Linked DNA regions of Mus musculus: region 2 is linked to region 1. A link is a loop called in an ENCODE intact Hi-C map of the cell type or tissue named here. Cell type or tissue: left cerebral cortex. All regions are shown on one strand. Each heading gives the region's core, and the rest is flanking DNA. Links, peaks and the distances in the headings are about the cores only. Region 1 has its middle 33 kb from the start of A930005H10Rik. Region 2 holds the start of S1pr1 (sphingosine-1-phosphate receptor 1).

The links. Hi-C counts contacts between places; a loop is a spot of excess contacts. Peaks named below come from ENCODE experiments on the same cell type or tissue, not always from the same donor. Only the 100,000 strongest peaks of a DNase experiment are listed, where the experiment ranks them.
Region 2: it touches region 1 in a loop (8-fold over the local background); 4 of 42 quality-filtered maps call a loop at or near these places.

Annotation. Positions count from the first base shown.
Region 1 is chr3:115,847,035-115,863,081 of GRCm38, reverse strand. No RefSeq gene overlaps it. Among named protein-coding and RNA genes, the nearest start is that of A930005H10Rik, 33 kb to the left of the region's middle. In left cerebral cortex, for the core only: no CTCF peak of the experiment used is centred there; DNase peaks (open chromatin) are centred at 6,239 and 7,313; H3K27ac peaks cover 860 bases.
Region 2 is chr3:115,703,929-115,719,975 of GRCm38, reverse strand. It overlaps S1pr1 (sphingosine-1-phosphate receptor 1), which reads left to right and starts at 4,921. Exons shown (of 2, transcript NM_007901.5): 1 at 4,921-5,267; 2 at 6,862-9,543. The coding sequence starts at 7,033. The coding sequence ends at 8,181. In left cerebral cortex, for the core only: CTCF peaks have their summits at 4,987 and 6,990; DNase peaks (open chromatin) are centred at 5,834, 6,442, 6,957, 7,518 and 1 more place; H3K4me3 peaks cover 6,797 bases; H3K27ac peaks cover 4,827 bases.

The DNA of each region.
Region 1 (16,047 bases), core at 4,093-12,092:
CAATATCTTGTAATGAGGACAAATTTTTGGTTGAAGGTTTTGTAGGAGGATTGAAGTCCCCCTCCTTACTTTGAAAAACCTGTCTGGCCATTAGATATCCCTCTCTGGGAGGCATCTCAGCTGAGCTCATCTATGCTGTCTGTGTGTCATGGCTCAAACTGATAGTCCTTGCATTCCGGAGGCTGAGGTGGGAGATTCAAAGCCAGTCTGACTACAATTACAGACTAAAACTGTATTTATCAAAGACAAAAACAGAACCCTCCCAAAGACCAAGAAAGAAAATGTCTGAAGTATATTCACAAGTATTTAGTGAGAATGACACCAAGCAGGACCAGGCTGCAAACCAAAGATAAGAAAACTTGGGGACCAGGAGAGTAATTGACCATATTGTTAGTATTTTAATATTGTATTGTCGTATTGGTATGACAAAACATCTGTGAGAAGCCATGTAAGAGAGAAAAACCTTCTTTAGGCTCCTATTTTCAGAAGTTTCAGACCATTGTTGGCTGGCTCCACAGCCCCATGCAACGCTTATGGCATGGCAGAAATATCATGGCAACAAGGCATTATGGTAGAAGATGACTTGCTTCATGACCACTGAGAGCTAGAGAGAAACGGGGCAAGTGATGAAGCCAACCCTTTCAAGGTACACTCCTAGTGACATAATTCTACCAATGAGGTCCCTCCTCATAGTAACACCATCAAATTAAGAATCCATCATTGTTAGGAACCTAGCATAACTGTCCTCTGAGAGGTTCCACCCAGCAGTCAATGAAAAGAGATGCAGATATCCACAGCCACAGATGGAGCTAGGGGAGTCTTATGGAAGAGTTGGGAGAAGGACTGAGGGCCTAAAGAAGATAGAGACTCCATAGGAAGACCAATGGAGTCAACTAACCTAGCTCTTGGGCATTCCCAGATCCCCAAATATGGGCTAGACCTGGGCCCCCTGCATATATCTAGCAGATGAGCAGCTTGGTCTTCAAGTGGGCCCCCAACAACTGGAGCAGGGGCTGTCTCTGACTCTGTTACTTGCCTTTAGATCCTGTTCTCCTAAACTGGCCTCAGTGGGAGGGGATGTGACTATTCCCACAGCAAGTTGGGTGGTTGGGTGGTAGTGGTGGTTAGTGTGGAGGGCTAACACCAAGAGGGGGCTCCCTCTTCACAAAGGAGAAGCGGAGGGTGGAACTGCGTGAAGGTTACTGGAAGGAGAGCGGGATTGATATTTGGATGCAAAGTAAATAAATACATTTAATAAAAAAACGAGAGAGAGAAAGCATGAGAGCATCATTGTTAAGGTAACAGTCCAGTCACCTTTCAATATCATCATCATCATCATCATCATCATCATCATCATCTCACCATTTGGGATATGATGCCTGTAGCAGGTGAAACTTTTAAGTTGAGGCTAGGGATGGGGTGTGAGTGTGGGGTGACACTTTGTACCTAAACCATAAAACCTGGAATGAAAGGTTCACAAGGTTCAAAGCCAAGAAGTGTGCTTTAGCCCTGAATTGGTCAATTAGTCAGGATTTTCTGGAGTAACAGAACTTATAGAGTAAATGTCTGTCTGTCTATGTGTGTATATTTATGTATTATGTATGTATGTAAGTATATGAGTTTGAATCCAGCAACATGGCTGCTCTGGCAAGGGATCACATCCAAAGACTGTGAGATCTGGCTGGAATGCAGACACATGACACACCTTTAATCCCTCTGGCTGCAATACAAACATGCCCTTAGTACACACCTTTAATCCCCAATCTATGAAGGTAAAGTTAATTTGTGGAAGGAAGCAGCCACATTTGAAAGTGATTTCTAATTGATGGGTAGACAGAGTGATGAGTCAGAGAAAGATTTGACAGAATGAGTCAGAGGTAGGATATGCCCAACTCTCAGGAGAACAGACAGGAAGGAGAGTATACTTAAGAGCAGTGCAGACACACACACACACACACACACACACACACACACACACACACACACAGAGAGAGAGAGAGAGAGAGAGAGAGAGAGAGAGAGGTGAACCCGTTCATGCAGTGCAATCAGTGCAGTGCAGCTGAGTTTGTTCCTGAGTTCTGTTCAGTTTATGCAGGTTGTGCAATGCAGGTCAGCTTGGAGAGGAGTTTGAGCCAGAACAGCTGAGTTGAGTCAGCCAGCCAGAGTTCAGAAAGAACTAGAAAGACTGAGCTCATCTAGCAGTAAGCCTCTGAGATGACAATTACATCTGGCAAATAAAAGTTACTTTGCATATGTATGTATGTATGTATGTATGTATGTATGTATGTATGTATATAAAGGGTATCTTTTAGAATGACTTACAGCTAATACAACAGTAGCTAGCTATAACAGGAAATAAGAATCTGAATCTAAGAGTCAGAAGTTGCTGAGCCCACTAGGCTAGACTTCAGTATGTACTGGGATCCTGAAGAAGTAGGCTCTAATGCCAGAGAAGGAATGGACTTGCTAGCAAGAGTGAGAATAAGCAGGCAAAGAGCAAATCCTACCTCCTTCCATGCCCCATCGGCTTCCAGCCTCAAGAGGCATGTCTTCTCTCAGCTCAGAAAGATCTGGATTAAAGGTGTGTCTTCCTACCTCAGAGAGTCAGATTAGAAGTGGGTCTCTGTACTTTAAATGAAGCAAAAATACTTCCCAGGTGTGTTCTCCATTTTGGGATTTTAGTTAACTCCAGATGTAGTCAAGTTGACACAAGCCAGGTGGTGGTGATGCACGCCTTTAATCCCAGCACTTGGGAGGCAAAGGCAGGCAGATTTCTGAGTTCGAGGCCAGCCTGGTCTACAGAGTGAGTTCCAGGACAGCCAGGACTACACAGAGAAACCCTGTCTCAAAAAACCAAAAAAAAAAAAAAAAAAAAAAAAAGAAAAAAGAAAAAGAAAAGAAAGGAGGTTAGCAGGCATGATACATGCCTTTAATCCCAGCACTTGGGAAGTATAGGCACAAGGATCTCTGTGAGTTTGAGGCCAGCCTGCTCTACATAGCAAGCACCAGGACTAATAATAGAGAGACGCTCTTTCAAGAAAAAAAGAATAGCAGTCACAAACCCAGATCTTTTTGTTGTTGTTGTTGTTGTTGTTGTTGTTTGTTTTTTCGAGACAGAGTTTAATCCCAAATCCTGGGATTAAAGGCATGTGCCACCACATAAGTGTGTATACATATGAGTGGTTTGTGAGGGGAAGACTTGTGGTATAGTAATTTGTTTAGGTAAAATTAAGTAAGGTCAGTGAGATAGTTCAGCAAGGCAAAGGTACTTGCCATCATGCCTGGCCACTGAGTTTAATCCCTGGGACCCATAAGGTGGGAGGAGAGAAGTGGCCACTGCACATTGTCCTCTGACTTTCATCAGTCAAAGGACACACATGCCTCTCTTCCCTCATATAGACACACTAAATAAATAATAAATACGCAAAATATTTACATATTAATCACATTTTAACTAAGAAATTAAGATATCTAACAGCTAAGATAACAATCTTACAATTTAATCTATGGAGACCACTTTGCAACCAGACAATTCCCTGCACTTCACTTCTGTATACCAGATTGTTAACCAATCCCTGACACTATTAATGATACTCTGTTATGCTTGCAGACAGGAGCCTAGCATAACTGTCCTCTGAGAGCCTCCACCCAGCAGCTGACCAAAACAGATCCAGAGTCCCACAACCAAACATTAGACAGAGCTCAGGAAGTCTTGTGGAAGAGTTGGGGGAAGGATTGAGGAATCTGAAGAGGGTAGGGACTCCATAAGAAGACCAACAGAGTCAACTAACCTGGACCTTGGGGGCTCCCAGAGATTGAGCCACCAACTAGGGAGTATGCGTGGGCTGGACCTGTTAGGGTTCGAGATCATAGGAGAATAATACCCCAAACTCAAATAGTATGCAAAAGCAAAGAGTTTATTCAGCAGAATTTCCTGCATGCATGTGTGGGTTTCCCCACTTGGGAATTGAGAGCCTTGGTGGACTAGCAGGCCCAGCTTTTATTGTCAGGGGAATTCCAGGGAGGGGCGTGTGCCCTTTTGCCTTGATTGGTTAGCACTATCCCTAAGGGTTTGACTGATTTTATAACTGGTTGGGCTCAGGAGACTTCCCAGGGGGTGGTTTACTCATTCTAGCTACCTATTCTTACTTCAGGCCAGATGAAAAGGTGCCCTTGGATTGGCTGCACACTGCTGTGGTTGGCTGACTATGGATTCTTGGATTCCGATTCTCATTTCTGGGAAACAGAAACTTAGGCCTAGCCTCCAAAATTGCCAGTTTGCCGCCTGTCGTGGAGTCACCTCTGCTCTAGCTAACTTAGTCCTCTCAGACCTAGGACCCCTCCCCCCCCACGCACATGAAGCAGATATGCAATGTGGTATTCATGTGAGTCCCCCAACAACTGGAGAGGGACTGCCCCCGAATCTGTTGCCTGTCTGTGGATCCTGTTCCCCTAATTGGGCTGGCTACCTTGTCTGGCCTCCTGCAGTGACTTGATGTGCCAGGGTGGGGTGATATCCAGGGGGTCCTTTTCAGAGGAGAGAGAAGAGGAGGTATTGTGGGGGGGGGGGAGTCTGTCTGAGGAGGGACTAGGAGGAGGGGGTTGAGATCAGCATGTAAAGTGAGTGAATAAATTAATGGATGAGAAAACATGTGTACAGGGGATAACACTGGGGCAGAAGACTGGGTGACTGGAAGGGATGAACCTTGAGAGGAGACGAAGCAGCAGCGATAGAGCCAGCATCCTAAGGCAAAGCTCTGAAGCACACCAGCATAGATAATGGGGATGGGGATGGAGGGGGCAGGGACAGGAGAAAAGCAGGAGTAGTGAGGGATAAAACAAGAGAGGTGAGGGCAAGGCGGCCAAGTGTGCAGGGCCTTAGGCTACGGTAGAGATTTTGAAATTTGTGTCCAATGAAATGACTTCAGAAGCAAAGACTCCCTCCTAAAATTCAAGGAGCCCTGAAACAAAATGCCACAGTGCCCCCTCTTAACCAACTAAGGAGAACGGTCTCTACCCTGAATTATATTCTGAGTGGAGATGATTCTGTAAGATTACCAATAGTTCGGTTTTAGGAAAGGAAGAGTTGCCTAGTGATGCGACGGGGTCTGTGGTCGCTAGAGTTCTTAGAACAGCTCGACAGTTTCTCGGGGTTTCTGACTTTCACCTCTCTAAAGTGTTTGGCAGAAAGTTTCAGTAAAAGACCGCTGGTATTTTCCTAAGACTTTGGTGTATTATTGCTCTGACTCCGGTGTCAGAGCACCCGTTCTATTAGCCGTTCAATCTCAAATCCAACAAACATCTACTTTGTGCCTGTTACATTCCAGGACCCATGGAAAGTACTGACAGATGTGCGATTACTTCCGAATTCATGTCAGTCAAGGGACTGAGATTTAGACATAGGTAGGGGGTGATGTAGCAGCTGCCCGGTGTGTACTTGATGGGCAGTTGGACGGATGACAGATGGCAACTGTGAGAATGGTGCTGCTTCTGTCTGAGGATGTCAGAACGGAGCAAGAATTCATGTTTGACCATCAGCCCCATTAGGACGGGAGACGGCTCATCTTCTTTCCTGGATCTAGTACAGAAAACTATTAATGAATAATTAATAATTATTCATTATATTCAGAATAATTGATGCTCAGTAAAATTGTATTGAATGAATGAATGAATGGGATGTTGCATAGAGTGAAATGGGCATAAGGTTTGTTCAGGAGATAGGTCACACTATTGACAAGTGCAAGAGAGCTCGTGCAAACTGGACAACGATGTGAAGCCGTAGTAGCAAAACGATTTCCGTCCAGATTTGTGAAACAACTACATTTTTTAAAACACAGAAATGTCTATTTTCCAAGCTCATTCAACTAGTATGTTTACAAGCAAGAACTCTGAAATCAGTGTAGATTGGCACTGTCCTAATGATACAAAGATCCGCTTGAGTAAACTTGGTAGAAAAAAAGAAAATTACAGATTTTGACACCCAGCAAAAATGGAGTATCTTTCTCACTCGTTGTTACATGTCAGCCTTCATCAGGTACAACAAACCCTGGAAGTGATTTGCACTGAATGACAAACGAAATTGGACAAAATTCACTTAAAACTGGTTCACACCAGCTTGCAGCGTGTACTATTAACAGCTAAGATCAAGTCACAAAACCCTATTTTGAGGAGAAAGGGTTTAGTGAACCCTAGAAATTGGGTTTGATTTATGCCAGCAAATCTGCCTTTTCAGGGCTCGAGATTTCTAAGGAAGAAAGCCACAGTTCTTACCAAATGGTTTCTAAGGAAACTCCTTACCCCACAGCCTCTGAAAACAATTTGGTCGTTAATGAGAGCTCCTTCTCACGGTGGGAAAGTGTTGACTAAAAGAAAAGGCTCCTAGACTGGGCAGGCAGTCTGTAAAGATGTTCAGTGTGCTGCAGTCACCTTTACCAAGTTTCTACTCTGAGTAAACATTTTTAGGTCCCGTTTCACAGTCGTCCTTACTCATAAGGATACTTTTCTGAGGAAGCTGGGACAGTAGCTGAGCATACCCGCTGACAAATGAGCTTGCACATGCATTCAAACAAGCTGCATTCCAGAAGCTGGCCACTCCATTGAGATTTTTGGCTGGTGTTGGAATCCAGCAATGTAGGATTTACATATGAGTTTTAAATGATAAATATTAAATTAGCATGAATAAAATAGATCTAAAAGCCTAGACAGCATTGCATATCTTGAATTATGTTTTTAAAATGTACTCTGAAGTGTCAATAAGTTATTCTTATTTTTACTTCAAGTTTTTCACCCCAAATTAGTTGCAGTTTTAATTACAATCCTTTTTATAATAACTTCATGATGCCTTTTGATATATAATGAAACAGCCTGGTAGTTAAAGACAGATGCTAGTTACTCTCAATTTGTACTGAAGTCAGATTTCAAAAATCCTTGCCTGCAATTTCTTGATAACCATTAGGTAATAAAAGCAAAGGAAATTCATTCATAAGTATCAGTAGACTTTTTATTTCAAGCTGTATTCAGAAACATGAATGAATAAATGATAGGAGCCAAAAATAAAAAATAAAAAAAGCAACCATTACAAATTCAGAAGAAAATGTTTAGAAATCTTTCTTGCCCTGGGAATGTTGTCCATTTTCAAGTCTTTGTTAAAATATAACAGTCAGTTGTTGAGCCACTTGGAAACCACTCAGGGCATCACTTTGTCCATAGCTGCCGTCAGTCCATCTGTCCCCAAATACGTTTTCTGCTTTAGACTTCTGTGCGGAGGAGAGCTGCCAAGCTTCTTCTTGCCCTCGGTTGCTCTCCTCATCTGACTGCTACCTCCTTTCTCTTTCTCCATGGGTCTTTGAACTTCCTTCGCCGAGGACAGCCGCTTTCATCTGTAGCTGCTTTGGATTGGGGAGCGAACATTTTTTTGCCAATGAAAACAAGGGCAATAAGAAAACCAGAAGAGCTGCAAGGGCTCTGCGTGTGTGACAGCTCTCTGGCTGCCCACATCGGGTCTTCTTGCATAAGAGAAAGTGCAGTGCAATTTTATAGAAAGTAATGATAATGCTCTTGCAGAACAGTTTCTGAAGTTGGTTTTGTTTTTTTGTTTTGGTTTTTCGAGACAGGGTTTCTCTGTATTGCCCTGGCTGTCCTAGAAGTCACTTTGTAGACCAGGCTGGCCTCGAACTCAGAAATCCCCTGACTCTGCCTCCCAAGTGCTGGGATTAAAGGCGTGCGCCATCACACCCGGCTTCTGAAATTGGTAAATCTTGCCAGATACATGGTGACAACGGTGAAGATGTCAGTCCATCCAAGGTTTCTGGGATGGAGAGTAAGAGCCGAGAACAGGGGGTGTGGATGTGACAGATACCTTACGTGCTTGTGTGGAATTTGGACAGTGAGCGCCATTATTCTGCACAACCAACACATGGTAGTCAGGTGTTTTAAGTGATGTCAAACATATTCTGTCTCATTGTTGCCCTTCCTTTTCCTGTTTCGGTCACCTTGTATCAGGCACTAGGTCCAAATGTAGCCCGCCTGATTTTCTCTTGAAACATGTCATTACTAGCAAACAGCAATTTGCATTCTAGGTGAAACGTGATGTCTGCATGACAGGCCATTGTTACACCTGCTCTTGTCTAGAGCCTAAAGATTGCACGCAGTGATGAACATGAGGACTCTAAGCCGAAAGATGGCTGGCTTTCTGTTCCCTTTCCTCATCTTTTCATCCCATCTGCTTTGCTCTTTCAGACACACTGAATGAAGTGAAACTTGCTCTCCTCTGAGTCAAAAGGGCAAAGTGGGGTTTCATGAGTTCTATCTACATGGGTCAAAGCTCCGAACTGTTGCTATTTGGGACTGGGTAACTCTTCCCTCTGGAAGGCCCTCCTGTGCTTTATAAAACTTGGGTCAGTATCCTTGGTTTCTGTTCCCCAGAGATGTGGTGACCAAAAATGTCTCCACACATTGTCCAATGTTCCTGGAGAAAAGTCATCCCAAATTGAGAGTTGACTTTAAGCTATGGACACCATGCAGTGTGACTAAGATGTGGTCTTCTGATGGGTGTGTATCTTGAGTCTGCCATGGTCTTTAATGTCCTCAGTGTGTACTTTGTGCCAAATATTAGAAGAACCACAATGAGTAAAACAGCCCTCAACTTGAAGTAGCGTGTAGTGTGAGGTCAGAGAGTTCAAGAGCATTGGTTCTCCACTTCTACCCTGGGGATCAAACTCAGGTGGAACTCAGTGCCTCGAATTTCCTCCACATCTGTAATAAATGTAGAGAATTACCTATATGTGTATGCTATTAAGCTACCTCCAAGCACTGGGAAATCTTAATAGTTTTCTTTAAAGTTTTTATTAAATAACTGATTGTCTTAGGGTTTTACTGCTGTGAACAGTCTCCATGACCAAGGCAACTCTTAGAAAGAACAACATTTAATTGGGGCTGGGCGATCAGAGGTTCAGACCATTATCATCAAGGCAGGGAATGGCAGCTTCCAGGCAAATGTGAGGCTGGAGGAGCTGAGAGTTCCCTCTCCTGTTTTGAAGGCTAGGAGAAGACTGGCTCTCGTGTGGTCTGGAGGAAGGACTCGTGGCCCTCTCCCACAGTGACACACCTACACGAACAACGCCACAGCTCCTAATACTGCCATTCCCTGGGCCAAGTGATCATACTGATGCTTGTACAAAGGATAGATTCAAATGCATTGTTTTGTTTTACTGATGTGATAGTCAATTACTTTTATGTTTGATATTTTTTTCTCTGTATCTTTCATAAACCCACACTTGTGTTGTGGGTTTCTGTCATATGCAGAGAGCTCTTATTGTTTGAACAGGTGTCCACACTTTGAACATTTTTCTGAGCCCATTCAGGTTTAAAAGAATAATTGTTGATTAAGAAGATGTCGCAAAGCCAGGCGGTGGTGGTGCACGCCTTTAATCCCAGCACTTGGGAGGCAGAGGCAGGTGGATTTCTGAGTTCGAGGCCAGCCTGGTCTACAGAGTTGCAGGACAGCCAGGGCTACACAGAGAAACCCTGTCTAAAAAAAAAAAAAAAAAAAAAAAAAAAAAAAAAAAAAAAAGAAGATCTCTCAAGTGTGCAACTGGAACAAATTCCAATTGCTCATCTTACCATTGTCAAAATGTAAACACCTTTAAAAAGTAAAAAGTAATTATTGCAGCGTCTATAATGTCATGGCTCTCAATCTGTGGGTGGAGACCCCTTTAGGGGTTGAATGAACTTTTTTTTCACAGGGGTTTCCTAAGAACGGACAAAACAAATATTTACGTCGCGATTCACCACAGTAGCAAAACAACAGTTTCAAAGTATCAACGAAAATAATTTTTTGGTTGAGGTCAGCACAACATGAGGAACTTTATTAAATTTTTGCAGTATTGGGAAGGTTGAGAACCACTGCTACAACAGAATTACAGTGGAAGATGCGTGTACTCCCAGGAGTCACAAAGTACACGCAAAAGAATTTTGTGAGTGAGGCTAACCTGGACAACATAGTGAGTCTAAGCTACTCTAGGGAGCAGAGGGAGACTCTTTCAGAAGTAGATAGATGCTACATAGGAAGGTAGCTATATAGATGGACTCAGGTAGGGCAAGGTACAACGTATGGCATTAATAGCACCTTCGAGCTGACACAGTACTGAACAAGTTACTGCACATAAATAAAATAATTACTTTCCGGGAATATAACACTCTCCTGGTGTTTGTCCAGACCTGTGTGCATAGAAAGCAATTCAGTGAATCTGTAATAAAAGTGTGAGTTGTTTTGTTTTGTTTTGTTTTTTTTTTTTTGGTGTGTGTTTGCTGGTAAAGAAGCTTTAGGGAGGTATATAGTTATTTTATTTTTAATATTTATCAGAGATCTATAAAAATTTTAATTTTCGACTCTGGCATTGTCTCTCTATACTTATAGGAGTGTTTATATCTATATCTATATCTATATCTATATCTATATCTATACCTATACCTATATCTATATCTATATCTATATCTATATCTACATCTACGTCTACATCTATATCTATATACATATGTAATTTTATTTCAACTTACTTTTTATCCAGTGGTTACTAAACAAAAGAAGCCACGTGAAGCACTTCTCAAACATAACATATTTACTGTAAGTCCCCAATGAAGAAGCTAGAGAAAGTACCCAAGGAGCTGAAGGGGTTGGCAGCCCTATAGGAAAAACAACAATATGAACTAACCAGTACCCTCAGAGCTCCCTGTGACTAAACCACCAATCAAAGAAAACACATGATGGGACTCGTGTCTCTAGCTGCATATGTAGCAGAAGATGGCCTAGTTGGCCATCAATGGGAGGAGAGGTCCTTGGTGCTGTGAAGGTTCTATGCCCCAGTATAGGGGAATGCCAGGGCCAGGAAGTGGGAGTGGGTAAGTTGGGGAGCAGAGGAAGGGGGGAGGGGGGAGGGGATTTTTGGAGAGGAAACTAGGAAAGGGGATAACATTTGAAATATAAATAAAGAAAATATCTAATTAAAAAACAAAACAAAACAAAAACCTCATGAAAAGTCACTTAGAGGCTTGCAAAATGTCTCAGCAGTTAAGGACTCTTGTTACTTTGTATCCAGAAAACACTGTATGAGTTTTGACTCTTAGAAATAGAACCTAACGATATTTCCTCATCTATTCTGCTGAGAGGAGCAAATGAAAATTACTCTGATTTCTAAAACTGTATTCCCCCTTGACCTGTGTGCTTCACCTCCAAATTTGACAGAAAGGGCTAGAAAGAGGCTCAGTTGATAAAGTGCTTGCTGCACAAGGCTATGAGCCTAAGTGTGGACACCCAGCACCCACATAAAATCCAGGTGCGGTGATGTGCACGTGTATTCCCAGGGCTGGAACATAAGAGACTGGAGCTCACTGGACAACCAACCTGCTCAACCCGATGAGTTCCAGGTCCAGTGCTTCAATTGTGACTGAGGAAACAATGCTAACACGGACCTCTGACATCCATGTGACACACATGTACATGCACACACACAGTCACACACCAAATAAAGAAGACAGCTATGTATGTACAGCACTACCTAAATGATAATCTCAAATCTAAACGGATAACACTTCATATAGTTAAAAGAGATCACTTCAATCATGTTACTGTAATTTCCTTAAACCATGTGGTTAAATCCAATTAAATAGAAATTTTGAAAGGGGGGCTATTTTAAAACCCCATATTGGTATAATGAAAACTGTCTTGGGATAATTTTCCAAACATCTTATCCTGTGATGATTGCTGGTTGTTCCCAGGCAGGATCAGCTCGGTTCACAACGCTGGGGCTTGTATTACAATCTGCTCATTTGGGGAGCTTATTCATGCAGCCAATTTACATGTGAGTGTGAGAAAGAACATGAGCGAGAGGAGCAAATCATGGTCTGTGCAAAGCAGGACCTGCAATCACTCAGACGTGAACACTGGAAGGAAGTTTGCAGTCACTTTCATTGAGCCCCTTGGGGGAGGGTGATGAGCTGATGACTCCCTGCTAGGTTAGTACTGTTCCCATTTCACAGATGAGGTAAATAAAGTAGAAAGAAGTGAAATGACCTCTCAAGGTTGTGAGGCTGGGGTGTTGAAGTCCAGAGAACTATTCTGTGCTTCCTACTGCCTAAGTTTGAAAAGTCAAAAAGCTTCCATGGGGTTTTACACACAGAGGGAGCTTTGTTTCATCCAGAGCTTCAAGTGTATCGTGACTTGCGCTAGACATCAGGAACAGAAGGTGACCTGTAAATCGAGGATGGCTTTTTCTCTGCCAAGCACCCCTCCCAGCAGCCTCGCACGTTTCCCTATGGTCAGGGTTAGTGCAGCTAAATGTCTGTTGCAGATGGGGAGAGTGTGAAGGGTTTCTTGCAGAACCCACTGTGACACTAAACTAAAAATGAAAATTGCCATTTTTCTTTAGAGAAAGATCTTTTAAAAATGAATTCTCTATGAAATAGCTATCTCACCAATATTCTTTGTAGCCTGGTCACAAGCTCGTTACGTTCTTAGACATACATCATTTGTTTTCACATTTTGGGCCAGAGCAGATCTCTTCTGGTCCCATTATGACTCTAGTACAGAGATGGCCCCTAAGGTTTTAAGCAGATCTCAGATGTTGAGAGCCCAAGCCTTGGCTTCCCTTCGGAACCTGAGAGCAGGGAGTGAGTAGCTCTGGGGCCAAGCCTGCCGAGGGTTGGACTGGGGCACTGGGGTGTATTAGTTGCATGAGCACAATCATTCATTGTGTTCCTAGGTTGACTGTTTGAAAAATGAGAATAGTTATATCCACCCGTAGGATTGCTTCGTAGTTAGAGGAGAACTGTATATATTGGTTAACATCAGATACGCTATATTATTTTACTTTTTTTTATGCCTGTGACTGAGCGCTCTTAGTTATAGACATGAAAGGAGAGGGAGAAAACTGGCTACATTTATTTTCTTGAGACAGCATCTTATGTAGCCTAGGCTGGCATCAACCGTGGAGCTGAAGATGGCCTTCAACTTCTGAACCTCCTGAATGGTGGGATTTCAGACATATCCCACCACACCCAGTTTTAATGGGTGCTGGGGATCTGCCTGGAGGTCTGCAAAGTGAGCTACATCTCTAGCCCTGCCTGTAGATTTTAAAAATGAACTCACATGACTAAAATATTAAATGTCTAACACTGTTCTTTGGAAGTGATCTCTGCATTTCTCTGGCCCATTTCTCTTGGTATTTGTTTCTCAAAAAAAAAAAAAAAGTTCTTTCCATCGGTAACCCTATCAGTGCTCAATCTACTTCTTACCAGTTTTCAGTCTAGCATTAAAGAAAGAAAAAAAGAGAAAGAGAGAGAGAGAGAGAGAGAGAGAGAGAGAGAGAGCTATCCTCAGACAAATCTATAAAAGTCATTGCTTACTTTGATTAGAACTTTTGTGTGTTGATCCCTGAAACAACGTCAGGTCCAGGATGCCTCAACAATTTGATTGTCCAAGCCTAGATCATAAAATCAGGCACCGTTTCACCTCTGTTCACCTCTGCTTCAAGACAGAAGGTACAGGAAGCATGGGACAATGTAAATGTTACCAGAAGCAAGGAACCCTGCAATTTAATCATGAGTTTGTTACATTCTAAGATTATAATAGATGTGGACACAGTATTTACTCTTCTCTGATAACCATCGTTTTCTCTTGTGATGTTGACATTATAGGGTAATAGACCTCATCCAAGCCCATACATGGTCATACCTGATTAAGATTCCCCAAAGGGAGTTTAGCCACTTAGCATCTTTGGTTGCAAGAAATATGTGAGTGCTTACGAAACCGAGGCTTTAGTTACACAACAGATTCAGTCGACTAGCCCACAGACTTGAAGGCATCGCTGAGAAAACAAGCTTCAGGGAGCTTAGAAAACAGGACAGTCCTGAGGACTTGAGCCACAAAAGCTCATGGACCCTGTGGCTAGGTCTCCTCAGGGCATTTCCATTCAGGATTCAAATTGCCAAAAGTTGGATCAAACCACACTGATGTAAAGGTCCAACCCTGTGATTTAGAAAATAGTCTCCTTTAAACAAAACAACAACAACAACAAAAAAAAAAAATCACAAATTCTAGTTAAGAAGATGCACTGAGGAGGAGGTGGTGGTCAAACAGAAACAAGCCGCAGTAACTGGAGGCCACACTATGATGCCAAGATTCTTGCTCAAGAATGTGAAGTTAGAGTCCAAAACCAAACCGTGTGAGTGACTTCTAGCTTAGGGGTCGGGTAGATTGAGACTAGAGCTGTAGTAGGAAGTGTTGCCTGTGCCCTGACTACTAGCACCCTGACCCTGCCTGCCCTCGCTGGTTGCAGGTAAGGTGGTACAGAGTCAACGACAAAGACTCTGGGTGGGTACAGGTGAGAAACGCCACAGCAAGCTCATCTGAGCACTGCTGCAAGCTCCTTCAATACCCTCCACCCACGCCCCATTGGTCCCAAGAAAGCATCCCTTCAAAACGGCAGTTCCGGATTGGCTGGCATTGTCTGCACCAGCAAGCCTTGGTTTCTCAGGTAGTCCTCAATTAGGTCCCCCTGCAGGAGACGCTTCTAGCTGCCCCGAGCGTTTACATAGAGTTGGCCCCACTGTTCTTGCTACAGGGAAGCAGAAGAAAGAGCTAGTAGTGACCGAAGGGGGGGGGAAAAAGGTAAGAGATGTTTCCAGTGGATCACAGTCACAGAAAGCCATCTTCAGATGGTTTGTGTCATTATGTAAACATCATGGAGTGGACTTACCTCCACAAACTTCGATGTATCGATGGATGACACCCAAATACGTAGGTAAATCATCTCGCTTGGCTTTGTGAGACAGTCAAGAGATGTGCCAAGGAAAAGATCCATGAGGTGACTACAGCTGCGGCCAAATCTTCATTAAATGAAAGTATATGCTGAAATAATGATAAAGTGGAGAAGGGACGAGGGCTAGGGGATTGCTCATTGACTAAGAGCTCTGACAGCTCTTGTAGAAGATTTGGGTTTAGTCTCCAGCACCCATATCAAGTGGCTCACGACTGCTTAAAAGTTAAGTTCCAGGACATCTGATGCTTTCTGGTCTCTGAGGGTACATGAATATACATGATGCACACAAAACCACACAGGTAAACACTATATTTGTGTGTGAGTATGTATGTATGTGTGTGTATACACACACACAAATAAATAAATCTTTTCTAAGAAGAATAGCAGATTTCTAACTTGGTAACATAATAGTATACTATTGTTATTAAGTGCATGATTGTATGTGCCTTTACATTAGTGATTTTACATGACTGATAGTGGAATAAGTTTGTTTGCAATATCAGCACAGATTCCAGAGTTTCATTCATCACAGTATGGAATTACTGTGGCTATGACAGAAGTCAGTTCTCAGATCTATCAGACTCTTACAGGACCACCACCATATATGCAACCTGTCACTGAACAAAGCACTTGGTAGATAAGTGTGATCCTCTTGTTACTACTTTGTTCTAGAATATCCTTTACTAGATAAGCAAGAGGTCTAGTAATTGTCTCATGTTTTAAAATATTGGTCTATAAATTATTGGAATCAAAATTGTCTTCCAAATCCAGAAAAATCAGATAATCACAGGCAGTGGAACAAACAATCATTTTCCAAGTCTGCATTTGGCAAGGTGAGATGGCTTGGCAGGTTAAGGCACCTGCTGCCAGTGCTGGAACCCATACAGTGGACAAAGAGCTGAGCAGACTCCCATGGGTTGTCCTCTGACCTACACATGCAGGCACGCACGCATACATGCAATCACACATGCACACACGCACTCACGTATGCAAACAAATACATCCAAGGTGTTAAGTACTTACTAAGTATCAAACACTATTTTAAGCATTCACTTATATTTCACTTAATCTCCACAAATTTCCTATATCATGGATGGAAGTATTAGTCCCTTCCATCACACAAGGGAAATAAGAGCGTGAGCCATGGAGCCAGGATTTGGATTCCTGAATTAACATCAAAGCCTAAGTTCTTGAAAGTACAATTCTCTTCAGTAATGCAACCACCTACAAA
Region 2 (16,047 bases), core at 2,882-10,881, 140 kb after region 1:
GGAAGTTGATGGAGGAGCTGTGGTGTGACTCACTGGCAGAGAGCTTAGTTAACATCAGAGAAAGCCCTGAGTTTGAGCACAGCACAGCTTCGCTTACCACCAACTGTAGATACAGTAAGTAAAGGAAACCGTGCAGAGACATAGGCATGTAGCACAAAACTGGCAACAGTAAGGCTGAGCCCAAGTCTGTTTTCAGGGCTCTACCATACTTATCTATGCAGTTTGGAGTGTTGGCAAGCAAGAAGGTTTATGGTGAACCCTTGGATAAGCAGAAGACAATGAGGTTTTGGTATAAGAAACACATAGATGTTGATACAACTTGAAGGCTAAAAGTCATCAGAAACCAATCTAGACATGCTGGCACATTCCTGTAACCCCAGCACTCAGGACCGAGGCAGGAGGCACTGGAGGCTGGTGTAAGAATCTGTGTCAGAAGAAAAGAACACACACACACACTCTCTCTCCACCCCCAACACACACACACACACACACACACACACACACACACACACACACACTGAGAGCGAGTAAGCGAGCGAGCAGGAGAGAGACAGAGACAGAGACAGAAACAGGGAGAGAGACACAGAGACACAGACGGGGAGATAGATAGAGACAGATACAGAGAAACTAAAAATATTAGAAAGCAAGCTGTGCCAGAGGTCTGGGGAGCAGGCTCAGTGGTTAAGAGCACTCACTGCTCTTCCAGAGGACACAAGTTCTGTTCCCAGCACCCACGTGGGACAGCTCAGGACATCCTGTAACTCCAGCTCCAGGATATCTGATGCTTTTCTCTGGCCTCCGTGTGAACCCCTACATACGTGTAAATAAAACCAAAAATAAATCTTTGGGAAAAGAAATAACCAAAAACTGTTTACAAGAGGGATTGCGCAATGGAGCCGGGTCTTAGGGTCTTAGAAAGCTTTGAGGGAGCCAGTGAGGTGGTTGATAGGGAAAGACTTTGCTTTTAAAGAGTGAAATGGGTTTCGCTTGTCAAGCAGGTAGAACAGACCTGCTGGGGGCAGCTCTGTTAATTGAGAGTCAGAGAGTCAGGAAAGGAAGGTTATCATACAGTTTTCTCTGTGAGAAATGGGAGACTGGTTGTTTGCCTATGAATAAATGAGAAAGAACTCGGTTGCATTTCCCTGGGTCTTGAGAGGCGGGATGAGTTGAAAAAATAGAAAAGAGAGTAGTCAGAAATTAACAAAGAGAAGGCATAATCAACTCCTTTACCTTTTATTCCCCAGATGGACGAGCATTTACTTATTGATCTATACTACATAGCTTAAGGATCCTGTGTCATTTCATCTGACAGCTCTTAAGGAAAAACACCGGCGGGCAGGGAAGCCACCTTGAAATTAGAACCCTGAAGTGAAGCCACCTTAACGGGAACAGGACATACAGCGGAAGTGTGTCCTTAAGTTTGTCCTTAGTAAGGTAGGAATGCAGGGAGTAGCTTCCAGCCAGAAAAAGGGCTAGACTTCTGGCCAGGAATTAGCTGGAGGGCATAGTTCTTAGAGCTGTCTTCTACCTGTGGGTCTTAAAGGGCGTGGTGCTAGAAACCTGGAATTTACCAGAACGCGTCGTCTAGGAACAAGCCTTGCTGGATTTTACCATTTGCCCAACGGTCTTACACATTTTACATCCCAGAGATGTATAATAACGGTGACCATTACCAAATCACTGTCTGCAAGACATCTGTGCTCTTTACAATACTTGGCCAGGCCTGCATGTTGTCCTCAGTGATGGTCAGAAAAGATTTCCCACAAGTAATTCTTTAGTACACTTGAGGTTTATCTAAGTGGTTTGGTAGTGGTGGTTATGATTCTACAGTCTGTCTATGGTCATGTCTCACATTAACCAACACGTTTAATATATCTGGAGCCCATGTTTTTCTTGTTTATAAAATTAGAATAATAATAATATGTAACTAATATATATATTCAGTAATTATAATCAGATTCTAAATCATATACATGTATATGATTTAGAATCTGATTATAATTACTGAAAGTATAAGTTTTCTCTAGGTCTGTAATGTGGGCACTGAGAAGCGTCAAGGAGGTAGCTAAGTTGGTAGAGTACTTGCCTAGCTTGCATAAAGCCCTGGGTTTGGTCCCCTGTTCTGTTTAAACATAAAGCCAGGTGTGATGGTGCATACCTGCAATAGCAACACTAGAAGTAAAAGATGGAGTATCAGAAACTGAAATTGTTTATGGTGAATATGAGTGCATTTTGAGGCCATCCTGGGCTACATAAGATTCTAATACCTATAGTTATGTAGACCTATATCTACACATGGGTCATATGGACTCTTGGTTGTCAATCTGGAATCAGCTAAAACCCAAGCAGCTAGGCATGCCTGAGAGGGGTTTTCTTGACAGGATCATTTGAAGTGAGAAGACCCACCCCAAATTTAGGGCATACCCTTTGGTGGCAGCCCCCCTAAACCGACATGGAAGAAGGAAGCTTTTGCTTTTTGCCTGCTCACCTTCACTCTAGCTGACAAGTTCATCTGCTCTGCTGCGGAGGCATCCCTTCCCCACTCCTAGGACCTACCTCTTCAAGACTTCGATGGAGGCTGATGAGCAGCAGTTCTCTAGGACTCCAGAACCAGACTGGGGTTGATGAACCGATTGGCTACTGGATGCTTGGCTTTTCTGTCAGGACATAGCCATTGTTGGACTAGCCAGCCAGACCACCATTAGTTCTGTTCCTTCAAAGAAACCTGACTATACAGTGTCAGTATTTTTCAGTATTTTTTTTCCCTTCTTTCTTTTTGTTTGAGACAAGGTCTCACTATATAGCCCTGGCTAGCCTGGATCTAACTATATAGACAAGTCTGGCTTCAGACTTACAGAAATCTACCCCACACTTGCCTCTGGAATGTTGGAATTAAAGGCATTTGTCACTATGCGTAGCCTATCTTTTTCTTTTCACAGTATTGGGAACTGAATCCAAGGTATTGCACTTACTAAGAAAACAGTCTACCTCTGCAATATACCCAAGCCTTTGCTGTGTGTGTGTGAGAGAGATATACAGTCTCAAGTATCTCAAGGTGGTCTCCAATTCACTATATAGCTGAGGATAACCTTGAACTTCTGATCTTCCTGCCTCTACAAATTCCTAGATTACAGACATGCACCATTGTGCCTGGCTATTTGTGTATATCAATGATATGGATGCATAGCTAAGTGGAATAACCCAAGCTTGAGAGCTTCACTCTCCTCCCACAAAAGAACACACTGTATACATTAGTAATAGTTTTATGCACATGTAAAGACAAGTACAATCAGAAGTACAAATGTAAGGAGTCCAAGTGCAGAAGTCTCCTCTGTTCAGGAAAGGAATGTGAAGTTCTAAGCTGATTGACAGCATTTGAGCAGACAGGCAAGACAACTTAAATTTGGTGACCCATCTCTGCCACATACTACCTGGACAATCTACAGGTCTCTCAGGGCTGAGGGATTGCTCATGGGTAGAACGGCCCATGCTACTCCATTGCTTCATGGGACAGTGGCCATCACATCTTGGGACAACAAAGTGCACAGTTCCCCTTTAAAGACCTCATAAATTGTTAGTGGGAGAAGGGGAAGCTAACTCCTTGCCTCTGCAGCACTGCGATAGACAGAAGTTATCTCCTCTTTCAAATGAAACCAGTCTCAAACTCTGTCTTTTCTGGAGGAGACTGGACGGCTGTTATCTTGGTTTCCATATTGTTTTGCAAGATCTGTAGTTTGTGGGTAGGTAAGGTAGGAAACTGTCAATGAGTGCTTCTAGGCAAATATGAATTAACAGCTACTTTTTTTTTTTTTTTGCAAGCTCATAAAATCCCAGAAGGTAGGGGTCTGTTGTTTGTTTCTTCTGTCTCTCTTGAGTCATTCAGGTACAGGGTGTGTCTGTTAATTGAAACTGCACAGCAGAGGAAGTTTTGTGATCACATCTGCTCAGGGTGGGAAGGCAGTGAGAACAGGGGACTTGGGTGGAACCACTTTTTAACAGAAGGACAGACAGACAAGGCATAAAGGCCTCCATCTGCTACTCAGACAAATCTGACCAAGGCCTCTTCAGCCTCAATCTAGCATTATCTAACAGTAGAAAAATGTGGACAAGGTGCAATTCCTTAGATTTGGGGATCTCTTAGTTATCTCTACGTAGACAGGGAGAGAAGAGGGGTCCAGCTTTAGGCAGGGGGCTGTAGGCACTGGCCAGTGAAAGGACAGGCAACCTCTTTCCCCTGTGGACATTCCTGAACTGCTGCTGGATTGTTTAAATCTCTGAGGCCAGGGCAGCAGCCCACCTCCTCAAAGGCCTCTGAGCTTCCCAGAATCTGGGGCACACCGCCTGGCTTTGCGGTCAGCTGAGAGAGGGGAACCCCCGGTCCAACATCAAGCACAGCACTGGCCCACTTCACCGTGCACCCGGGGAAAGCCACTTTCTGCCCACCAGACCGCAAGTTTCAAGGCTTCACCAGGATCGGAGTGGAGGGGGTGGAGGAAGAGGAGGTGGAGGACAGAAGCTTTTCAGTACTTCGGGGCTGCTCTCCTCCGACCTTCTCAGGATCCCCTCTCTGCGGCGTGGCTGCGGCTCTCCGGGCAGTGGCTCGGGTTTCCCCTGACCGCGTGGAAGTGGCCCCCAGGGCACCGGACCACTCGGGCTACACGGATCCTCAGGGCTGTGGGGTCTGGGACCAGAAAGCTCCTCTACCAAGTGCAGGCTTGTCCTCTGTCCTCTAAGATTTTTAACGAAGAAAAGTTTTCCCAGGGATCCCCATGCCTAGTTTCAGAGTCCGTCCCGCGCTGGGGACTGCGGGAAGCTGTGTGAATTAGAATTTAGGAGCTGCCAGGCTCCGCCCCTTCTCTTCCCTTCTCTCTGCTGGTTGGGGCGGAGGGGCTCCTATTCATTTGGTTTTATTTTAGTCACTCTGCCCCAGATCTTTCTGGGAGGCTGCTTCTTAGCAGCCCAGACCCTGAGGGGCCCCCTGCCGCTGGCAGAGGGCGGAGGAGTTAAAAGCATTAACCCCTCCCAGTCCCTTCCTAGAGGAGCCACCCAGCCTCGGCGGGGCGCTCAGAGACTTCGTCTTGCAAAAGTGGTGCGGGCAGCGCAGGCAGGGCTGGCCATTGGAGTGCACCGCTGAGGAGGGAGGGGACCCCAGCTCAGGGAACTTTGCGAGTGAGCTGGTCGCCGTCAGTCGCCGACAGCAGCAAGATGCGGATCGCGCGGTGTAGACCCAGAGTCCTGCGGACGCAGCTTCGTCCGGCTTGAGCGAGGTAGGGGGTTGTGAGCCTCGCAGGCTCCGGCTATGGGGCGTCCAGGTGTCAAGAACGAACCTTTAAACACAAACGAAACAAACAAAAACTTTGAGAAAAAACAAAGCAAAACGAACCCGGGCATCACCAAGATGCTATGGAGTCCTTCTTGACTGACTTCTTCTTGGGGCACGGAGTTTATGAAGTTAGAAAAAAAAAAAGATTAATTTCCAAATTATAGAAACGACTGGGGGAGGGCATGCTAGAGAAGCTGTGATTCATTAGAACGGAGAAAAGGGAAGACGCTTATTATTATTATTTTTTTTTTTTTGAAATCCTGTAGACAAAATTATCAGGCACCACGCCAATAATTTCCATTGCCTGAGAATGGACTGTAGCGATAAGAGTGGAGAAATGTTGAGTTTCGTAAGCTTTTGTCACAGAAATGACTACAATGTCTCTAGGGTCCCCTCCCCCCTCATTTGTTATAGAGTTGATCAATTACTGTGCAGACTTTAGAGTACTTATTTAGTGCTGTGTGTCCAACTTAAGTAGTGCTGTGTGCCCTTTAGGGATTGCTAGTTCTGTTGAGAGGAGGCAATGTTGGGGGTGTGGGGAGCGGAGGAAGTTAAAAGTGCCCATGCAAACTTAGCAGTATGTGTTTCTGGAAATTAATGTACCTGAAGTTAAAACAAAGTGGCGTGCTTCGTTATCGCTAGCAGGGTGACTTTCGTGTGTGTGTGTGTGCAAGTAAGCGTTGGCTAAAGTTAAAACTTTCTTAAGCAATCAGTTCATGGAGAAACGTCTAGGATTTGCTGCAATCTCTTAGGAGGGGTTCTCCGTGAATACCTTTAAACGTAATAAATGAACTTGTGGGGCGGTTGGGTGAGGCGGAGGAGTAAAGACAGAAGTTTTAAAAAGAAGAATAGGCAGTTGCTTCACGGAGGCGCCAAGCTTTCCTGTTTACTTCAAGGCCTGGCGGCCCACACCACACCTCGCTTTACCCTCTGACCATCGGACCCTCAGCACACCTGCTCCTAGGGAGTTATTAATAGAGCCCAGAAAACGGCTTACTTGTCAAATGACCTCCTACAAAGCTACTTTTTTTTTGGCATGGTAATGAGAAGGTGGGCTGGTCTCTTCGAGGTGTGTGTGTGTGTGTGTGTGTGTGTGTGTGTTGGGGTATGCATGTCTGCCCTGCACCCAGAATGGGCAGTTGGTGCCTTCTGTGAGCAAGCAGTCGATTTTCGCTTGAAGGAATCTCAGGGCTGGACACTGAACGTGGCAATGCCAGTGGAAATGGCGTGGGCTCGAAAACTAGAATGGGTGGCTCTCATTTCCATCTTGGTGGATTTAGTGACCCAAGGGAAGGTTTTGTCTCCTCAGAGTCTGGGTAAATTGTTTTTTCTACCTCTCTTTCTAACTTCATTTCTCTTTTGTTTGTTTATTTTTGTTTTGTTAATAGAAATGACCATTTGAGTTAAAAAAAATCCTCCCTGTGTCCTGTATCCTTAAAACAAATCATCAACAAAGTTGGAGCAATGCCTTGGCTAGAATGAATTATGCTAGTGTGCTGGGCATTTTCCCTGATTCTTTTCTTTGTAACTTGTTTAAGGCTGCTGTTTCTCGGAGGCCTCTCCAGCCAAGGAAAAGCTCCATAAAAGAAAAAAGCATTGGATTGCTCGCTGACCTGGCTTTGCTGTAACTGAAGGCTCACTCAACCTCGCCCTCTAGCGTTTGCCTGGAGAAATACCACCCCAGGCTCCTGGGGACACAATTAGCAGCTATGGTGTCCACTAGCATCCCGGAGGTTAAAGCTCTCCGCAGCTCAGTCTCTGACTATGGGAACTATGATATCATAGTCCGGCATTACAACTACACAGGCAAGTTGAACATCGGGGCGGAGAAGGACCATGGCATTAAACTGACTTCAGTGGTGTTCATTCTCATCTGCTGCTTCATCATCCTAGAGAATATATTTGTCTTGCTAACTATTTGGAAAACCAAGAAGTTCCACCGGCCCATGTACTATTTCATAGGCAACCTAGCCCTCTCGGACCTATTAGCAGGCGTGGCTTACACAGCTAACCTGCTGTTGTCTGGGGCCACCACTTACAAGCTCACACCTGCCCAGTGGTTTCTGCGGGAAGGGAGTATGTTTGTGGCTCTCTCTGCATCAGTCTTCAGCCTCCTTGCCATCGCCATTGAGCGCTACATCACCATGCTGAAGATGAAACTACACAACGGGAGCAACAGCTCGCGCTCCTTTCTGCTGATCAGCGCCTGCTGGGTCATCTCCCTCATCCTGGGGGGCCTGCCCATCATGGGCTGGAACTGCATCAGCTCGCTGTCTAGCTGCTCCACCGTGCTCCCGCTCTACCACAAGCACTATATTCTCTTCTGCACCACCGTCTTCACTCTGCTCCTGCTTTCCATCGTCATCCTCTACTGCAGGATCTACTCCTTGGTCAGGACTCGAAGCCGCCGCCTGACCTTCCGCAAGAACATCTCCAAGGCCAGTCGCAGTTCTGAGAAGTCTCTGGCCTTGCTGAAGACGGTGATCATTGTCCTGAGTGTCTTCATTGCCTGCTGGGCCCCTCTCTTCATCCTACTACTGTTAGATGTGGGCTGCAAGGCGAAGACCTGTGACATCCTGTACAAAGCAGAGTACTTCCTGGTTCTGGCTGTGCTGAACTCAGGTACCAACCCCATCATCTACACTCTGACCAACAAGGAGATGCGCCGGGCCTTCATCCGGATCGTATCTTGTTGCAAATGCCCCAACGGAGACTCTGCTGGCAAATTCAAGAGGCCCATCATCCCAGGCATGGAATTTAGCCGCAGCAAATCAGACAACTCCTCTCACCCCCAGAAGGACGATGGGGACAACCCAGAGACCATTATGTCGTCTGGAAACGTCAATTCTTCTTCCTAAAGCCTGAAGAAGCTGTTGATACTGAGGGAAGCATTCTGACTTGATCACCCACTACCCCAGCATTTCAAAAATGTCTCTCGCTCTCCACTGCTGCAAGGAAGGAGCAACTGGGAGCCTGAGAGAGGGAGGGAAGGGAGAATGTGCGGCCTGGTGATACCATGATGTAGGTAGGTAGTAATTGTGAACAATGCACTGGGAAGGGTGGAGATCAGGTCTGGCCTGCAGTGGGTTTCCTGCCCCCCCCTCCCCCGTACCCTGGAGCTTTGATTTTGCACTGAGCCAAAGGTCTAGCATTGTCAAGCTCCCAGAGGGCTCATCTGGTCCCTCCTCAAAGACTAAGGTCCCAAGAGAAAGTGTTGTGATCTCTCACTGTAATGTCAAAGTGAGTATGTGCCCTTTAGCTTGGTTGGGTGGTGTACATGTCCCCACCCTCCGGTTTCTTCTCACCCTGTCTCCCCTTACCACCCCTTCTTTATATCGTAACTGCCTGACTTTTGTTCATCAGAAGGAGGTTGTGGAGGGGTCTATTTCTTGATTATAGTGAGCAAGCTATTTGCTGGGAAGGCTATTTGCTGAGGCCAAAGTTTCCATGTAAACTGGGTCAAGTTGTTGGGAATTTGGTAGGCCATCTTTAAGATGAAAATGTGTTCCTTTTTTGTCACATGTTCCTTATTCCCATTACAACCACAATGGTTGTGAATGAAGAGTAACAAAGAATAACGAAGTCTACTTTATTTGAATTATACTGGGCAGAATCTTAGATGATACGGGAAAAGCAAAAAACAAACAAACAAACAAACAAACAAACAAAAATCTACAGCATGAGGTGAAATGTGAGAGTTAAGTCGTGCAGACCAAGAGCTGTTTCTTGCTGTCTTTCTCTAACCCCTACAGCACCTTTGGCACTTTTATTGATGATTTCAGAATGTTGTGTGATCCATTTCAACCAACTGGGGGAGAGTTGTATTTTGTTTAAAGAACATTTTCTGATTTTCGAATGTATTTGTTTCTTTGAGGTCATCTTATTGAACTTCTTCCTAACCCGTGTTAACACCACTGAATGTGTAGTTCTTAAGAAAGTGTCATCCTTTTGTACCCCCCACTCCCCAAAAGCATTACTTTAACTGACAGGGAACATCAGGAATTCTTTATTTCGGCTGTCACTAGGTATTGATGATGGTTATAAATGTTACAGAGAATAAAAATATATTAGTCTCTTTAGTCTGGTGTTCAGTGAGTGCAATTAAGCCAAGAAATGTCTTTTTTAAAAAATAGTATTTAATAGGTTCCTGACTTTTGTGGATCATTTTGCACATAGCTTTATCAACTTTTAAACATTAATAAACTGATTTTTTTAAAAGATTCTTTTGTGAAGAAAACTTTTTAAAAAATCATTCACTGAGATTTGGAGTTAAAGGTAAGGCCCAATTTAAAAAAGTTAAGAGAAGTTAAAAGCTTTTACCTTGATGAAGTAAGGTATGAAAAAAAATGTGGTTTGTTTAGAAACCACTCTAGCTTTTTCAGGAAGAGAAACTTCAATAAATTAGCATTAGAGACACGTGGAGAATATGAGAAAAACCATCAACCTTCTAAGACCACAGCAAATAGATACAACTATTTCAATTTTAAAGTGCAGTGAGGCCAAACAAAACCAAGTGCGATAATTCCATCCTAAAATACAGCCTTCTGAAGTTCAGCAATGGAGTCTTAAATCTATTTTAAATTATGACTAAAATGATCAGTTCAAACACCACAGCAAAAGCATACATACTTGGCCTTTTATCAACATACTGGGAAAGAGAAAACATGGCTAATGGGTGATAATGTTAAATTGGTCAGTGCTGTGTAAGTTTTTGGTTTGTGTATTCTTAAGACAAGGTCTCATGTGTTCTAGACTTGCCTCATGCTTGCTCTGAAGAGGAATGTGGGCTGTTGATCCTCCCACTTCCTCCTCCTCCTCCTCCTCCTCCTCCTCCTCCTCTTCTTCTTCTATGTTGGGCCCAGGTTTATGAAAGGCTGGGATTGAACCCAGGTCCTGACACATGCTAGGCTAGCACTTTACCCACTGAGCTCCATCTCCAGCCTCTAAGTTGTCCCATTCTAGGACATTGCCTTAGGATCTTATGAGAACACTATGGAACTATGCGATATCAATTATAACATGTAACAAGTGGAATAGTGGGTGGATGTTCACCCCTCCCACAGCTTTTAAACTTCCTCGGTTCTTGCCCATTTAACTGGTCCTACTAAAATGAAAGCAACTGTGAAACAAAGGCATGTAGCATAAAGTTCTAACAGTTACCTCAGAGTTACCGCCATCTTTGCTGCAGATTAGGTCAGCCTATTGCTACTTTTCAGAGTTTGTGTTTTCAAGTGTCATTGAGTTTACACAGGTCAGGACACAGTTGGGACATGAAGATAAACCTCACCTACTAGAGTAGATGTCATTTCTGGGTAAGGCTAACTGTGGGAAACAGAGTGTGTTCGCTAAGGAAACCTTAGGTCATAACCTCCAGCTTCCTGAAGGAAATGCCAAAAGTGCTCAGAAGACAAAGGGCCGGGAACAAATGCGAATGTCTCTATCCATCTGTCTGCTGGGGCGGAAGGGGTGACTTCATGTTCCACTCACTTCCTCAGGCTTTCGTTAGAGAGCCAGGCATAATGGAAAAGTGTGTCTATTTTGCTTCAGTGGATGATAAAGCTCTGCTTTTGGACTTATCTCCAAGCACAAGGTGACTCATGACATCGGAGCATAGGGTGGCTCATTGGTGACGGGAGGTCAATCTTCTTGCCCACCTCTGAGTACATCATCCTGTGGACGTGCATTCTTCATAGCTCTGCCAGACAGTGGATCTTGTTTGGAGAAAGCGGGGCAGTTGTAGATGTGTGGAAGCCCCAGTTCTAGTCAAGACACAAAGACAAAGATGAAGGGGTCTTTGGTTGCATCCATTGTGTATATCCGATTTTAATTGAGTACACTCTAAGTAGTGAGGATGAGAAAATCACTCAGTGACTGAACACACACACACACAATCTCTACATATGTGCATGGAGACATAGCTCAGTTGGCAGAGAGCTTTTCTTGCATGCAGAAAGCTGTGGGTTCCATCCCCAGTATCATAAACCTGGTGTAGGTATGGCAGCAATCCCAGGAAGGTGAAGCAGGAAGCTTTTCAGTTAAATATTGAGTTTGAAGCCATCCTAGGATATATGAGACCATGTCTGTAAAACAAAACAAAACAAAACAAAACAAACTAACAAAAACCAAGAAGAACCCCTAAAGTAGTCTTAGTCAGGAGAAGTGAGGCATATAAAACTACTTACATATTTGTATAAAAATCGAATTAGTTCCAAATATCAGGAAAGCTACAAAAGGACATTACATACATAGTATTTGATCCCCAACATTAGTAGCATCACAGAACACTCTCCAGGGCTGTCGAGATGTCTTAGGAGGTAAAGGGGCTTGTCACATAAACCCAATTCTGTCCCCAGAGCCCGTTAATAATAGAAATTGGACAAGGGAGTGGTGATTCAAGCTTTTAATACCAGCAAATGAGAGGCTGAGGCAAGAGGATAAAGAACTCAAGACCAGCTTTAGCAAGTGACAAATTGGAGGCCAAACTAGGTTATGAGACTATCTTAAAAAACTAGAGCTGTTACTATGACCAGTTCCTGTAATATTATTGTTAGGAATTTAGAAGCTTTAGTGCAAGTTATGACTTCAATCACCCATGCTTATTAGATAGTATATTCTATTGAGTAATATTGGCACTTCATCTGTAATTTCTAGAATCCCTATTTTTCTCCCCAATGTAAAAAGTCTGCCCTATAAAAGTAATCATTTTAATCAATTTGGAATTATGCCGACTTCTTCTCTGGACATTGCCTGTGTTAATAAACTGTCCAAAGCTGAGTGGTGGTGGCACACACCTGCAATCTCAGCACTCTCAGAGGGCATAGAAAAGTGGATTTCTTTTAAGTTTCAGGCTAGCCTGGTTTCCAGAGTGAGTTCCAGGACATCTGCAGCTACAAAGAAAAACCCTGTCTCAAAAACAAGTAAACAGTCCAAAGCCAACCAAACAAGGAACCTGCCCAACACATATTGTAATACGTCTAGGACTGCACTTTCTTAGGCTTTGGACCCTTTGCACCTATGTTCTTTATATCACCAAGATTGTTCACGTCTAAGCATTTGTTTGGAGATGCTACTCAGAAAGGAAGACTTCCAACAAATGATGGGTATTTCTAGTGAATGCTATAAAATGAGGGCTTGCCCAACTCTCAGTGGTAGCAATCCCATGTTTAATGGGAAAGCAGGCTATAGGACCAGAGTGGCTCATGTTAAGGCATTCTATGTACAGAATTTCTAAAGACCTTCTTAATAGACACTGGCTTTGCTGCTGGGCACATCTATAATCCTAGTATTCAGGAAGCCTAAACAGGAAGATTGCTGGGAGTTCTGGTTCTCATTTAAAACAAAACAAACAACTAAACAAACAAACAAACAAACACTCCCCCAAAGAAAACAAACCAAAACTCATTGGTTCAAAAATTAATTTCTAGCTAGAAACTGTTATAATAAGCATGGCAAGTATTTGTAATGAGCTTTTGTAGTTTGTTTGTAATATTATTGTTTTTATATAACTAATTAGTTACTTTTATTTCTTTGAGACAGGATCTTGTATAGCCAAAGCTGGCATCAAATTTATTTTGAATTTGAGGCATACACCATCACACCTGGCTCTAGAATTCTGTTTTGGGGGCAGGGTGTCGTATAGTCCAGGCTGGCTTCAAACTGCTGGAAGATGAGCATGAACATAGTAGGACTTTGCTTTGACTGATCAAGTTCCAAGATTACAGGTGAGTGCTACCACACCCAGTTGACGCAGTGCTGGATGTAGAACCCAGGACTTCCTGTGTGCTAGACAGACACAGACATGAGCAGAGACACTCTATTAACTGAGCTGTATTCTTTTTTTCTTTTTCTTTTTTTAGATGACTCATTCCATTCTTCTGGTGGTGTTTTCCAAGGCCCCCTAACTAATTTTTATCAAACTAAATTTGATTGCGTTTATTTTTAGAGTTGAGATGTTTGCATTATTTTTCCCTGAATAGTTTCTAAAGACACTGAGGGAGGAATTATAAATGAATCAAAACCAAAAGAAAGCTTCACAGATTTGAAATATCCTTTTCCTGTGAACGTGGTAAGTAGTGTTGGTGGGGCTCGTGTGTGTGTGTGTGTGTGTGTGTGTGTGTGTGTGTGTGTGTGTGTGTGTGTGCGCGCGCGCGCGCACTTGAGTGCGCATGAGTGTTAAGATAGGGTCTCAATCTGTAGTTCAGGCTGTCCTTGAATTTACAGTTGCCTCGGCTTCCTGAACCCTGGGTGGCATGAGTGAATTACCCTGCCCAGCACAGTAAGTTCTTGAAGATGGGAAAGACATAACAGGTTGCACCATCTCCCTCATGTGTTCGTTCTTCCTACCTACTTTGATGTGCTTCCCATCACTCAAGGAAAAGGACTTAGTTGAGCCATCTGCACACGTCTTTGTTTCTGATGACAGCCATTGCACATTGACTACTACTCAGTTACTACTAATTCTTTTTTTTTTTAAAAGATTTATTTATTAATATATGTAAGTACACTGTAGCTGTCTTCAGACACACCAGAAGAGGGAGTCAGATCTTGTTACGGATGGTTGTGAGCCACCATGTGGTTGCTGGGATTTGAACTCTGGACCTTCAGAAGAGCAGTTGGGTGCTCTTACCCACTGAGCCATCTCACCAGCCCCACTACTAATTCTTTAAACAATTTGTATGAATCTCAAAGCCATTGTGTCGAGCAAAGATAAAACACAAACAACAGGCCAATCTTCTACTTCAAAAGCTCCTGAAGTGGAATTTGGAAGAAAGCAAAACTGGCACTGGTGAGATGGATCACTGGTTAACAGGGCTAACTGCTCTTGCAGAGGGTCTGAGCTGGGTTCCCAGCACCCACGTAAGGTGTTTTACAATCCACTGCAATTCCAGTTTCAGTGGATCCAACTCTTCTCACCTCTGCTGAAGTTACACCCATATTAACATATATGCACTCATATTATTAAAGATCATAAAATGTATCTTTTTTAAAAAGGAAAAGAAAACCAGCTTATAGAGATCAAAAGAGTACAAACAGAGACCCAAGCAGAGAAAGAGGAAAAACTTTCAGGTTGTTAAGAATGCTCTATTTATACCTTTTTTTTTTAAAAGAACATTGATTATTCAGATGGATATATGTGCTTAAATTTATCCAACTATATTCTAAAGACAAATGAAAGCTTTAAAAATCCAAGGCAGCAGGCTTCTGCTTGTAAGCACAATGGCAGTAAAGGGTCTTCTCTTGAAAATTCTGCAAAGATTCCACACAGTCCAAGAGAATGTGGCAGAAGTCCCAGAGTATTCCATAGACGAGCATGTGATCTCTTTGTATTTATCTCACGCTCCAGAAACAAACCATTAAAATACTAAATAATCGTGACCCAATGGTACTCACTTGCTTCTGTAGGATGAGAAAATGCCTTAGCTTCTCTGTGTGTTATCCCTGGAGAATTCTGTGTGTGGAAAGAGTCTAAGGGTACAGTTAGGCTTTCACAATAAAAAATTCATTGGCATTCAGAACCCACTCTTATGAACTCATGAAGGGCTGTAAGCATTCTTAAGAAGAATACAATTTAAACAATTTCTATGAATGTAGAAGCCAGTAAGGCTTTGACTGGTAAATTAGTACTGGAAACACACAGCCATGGCCACATGAGTAAACCTATAAAAAGCCTTCAGTCAAGAAAAGGCAACTTCCTGGGTATAAACTCTGCATAGGTAGAAGTAATAGGGGAAGATTTAAGGGGTAGGCGAAGGCAACACTGAGACCAAGTACATTGTCTGCCTGTGCACAGCCCTGTCTGAGACCTTCAGCCAGCTCTAGGTGTAGTGGAACAGAGGTGACATGCTTCAGGTGTTCCACAGGTCCTGTGACATGCTGATTAGATATTAATCAGAACTAGAAACAGGAAAGCAGGAGAAATGCCGCCTGTTCTACAAGGGGATGGGGAAGGTAGTAAGTGTCTTGCTTATCTGTTTCCTGTAGAGACATCAAAGAGATGATGTGGCTGACCTTCCCGCCCCCACCTCCTCACAACTCCTCACTGTCCGTTCTCTCGCCTGCCCAGTTAGCTGGAACGCCTGCCCTGGGTTGTGTTGTTGTGCTCTGGGAAAATGGCGAGCAGGGTTCTTCTTGTCTTTCTAGAACCTACCAGGTCTATTTTTTCTGTTCTGGTGCATTTGTGGCCTCTTCCCTTTGAGGTTAAGGGATGATGAGATGGCAAGAAATACTTCTTTTTTTTTTTTTCTTTCAAGAATGTATTCAGTGTCTCATACTTCCTCCATGATTTTAGCTTCTCTGCAAGACTCACTTAGACACTTAAATTGGACAGGCAAATTAGGTCCAATTCATGGCGACTCACGCTGTAATCCCAGCACTTGGGAAAACAGGACAGAAAGAAGCTTGTGCTATACACTGAATCCTCCAGACCAGCCTGGGCTACTGAGTAAGAACCTGTCTTTAAAATACAAATGAAAGGCTGACTGTATATATAGCTCAGCAGGTAAAGGTTCTTGCTAAATGAACTTGGGGGTCTGGCTTGGATTCTTGGCTCCTAAGTCAAAGTAGTAAGTTTTTTTTTTTTTTTTAGTTACACATTTTGTCTCCAATATTTTTTTAATACAAACTGCATATGGTTATTCAAATGACTTAAGTGGACCTGATTTACGGGTCCACTGACTCCACAGCACCTGACCTCCACACATGCGTCATGGCGCACCTGACCTCCA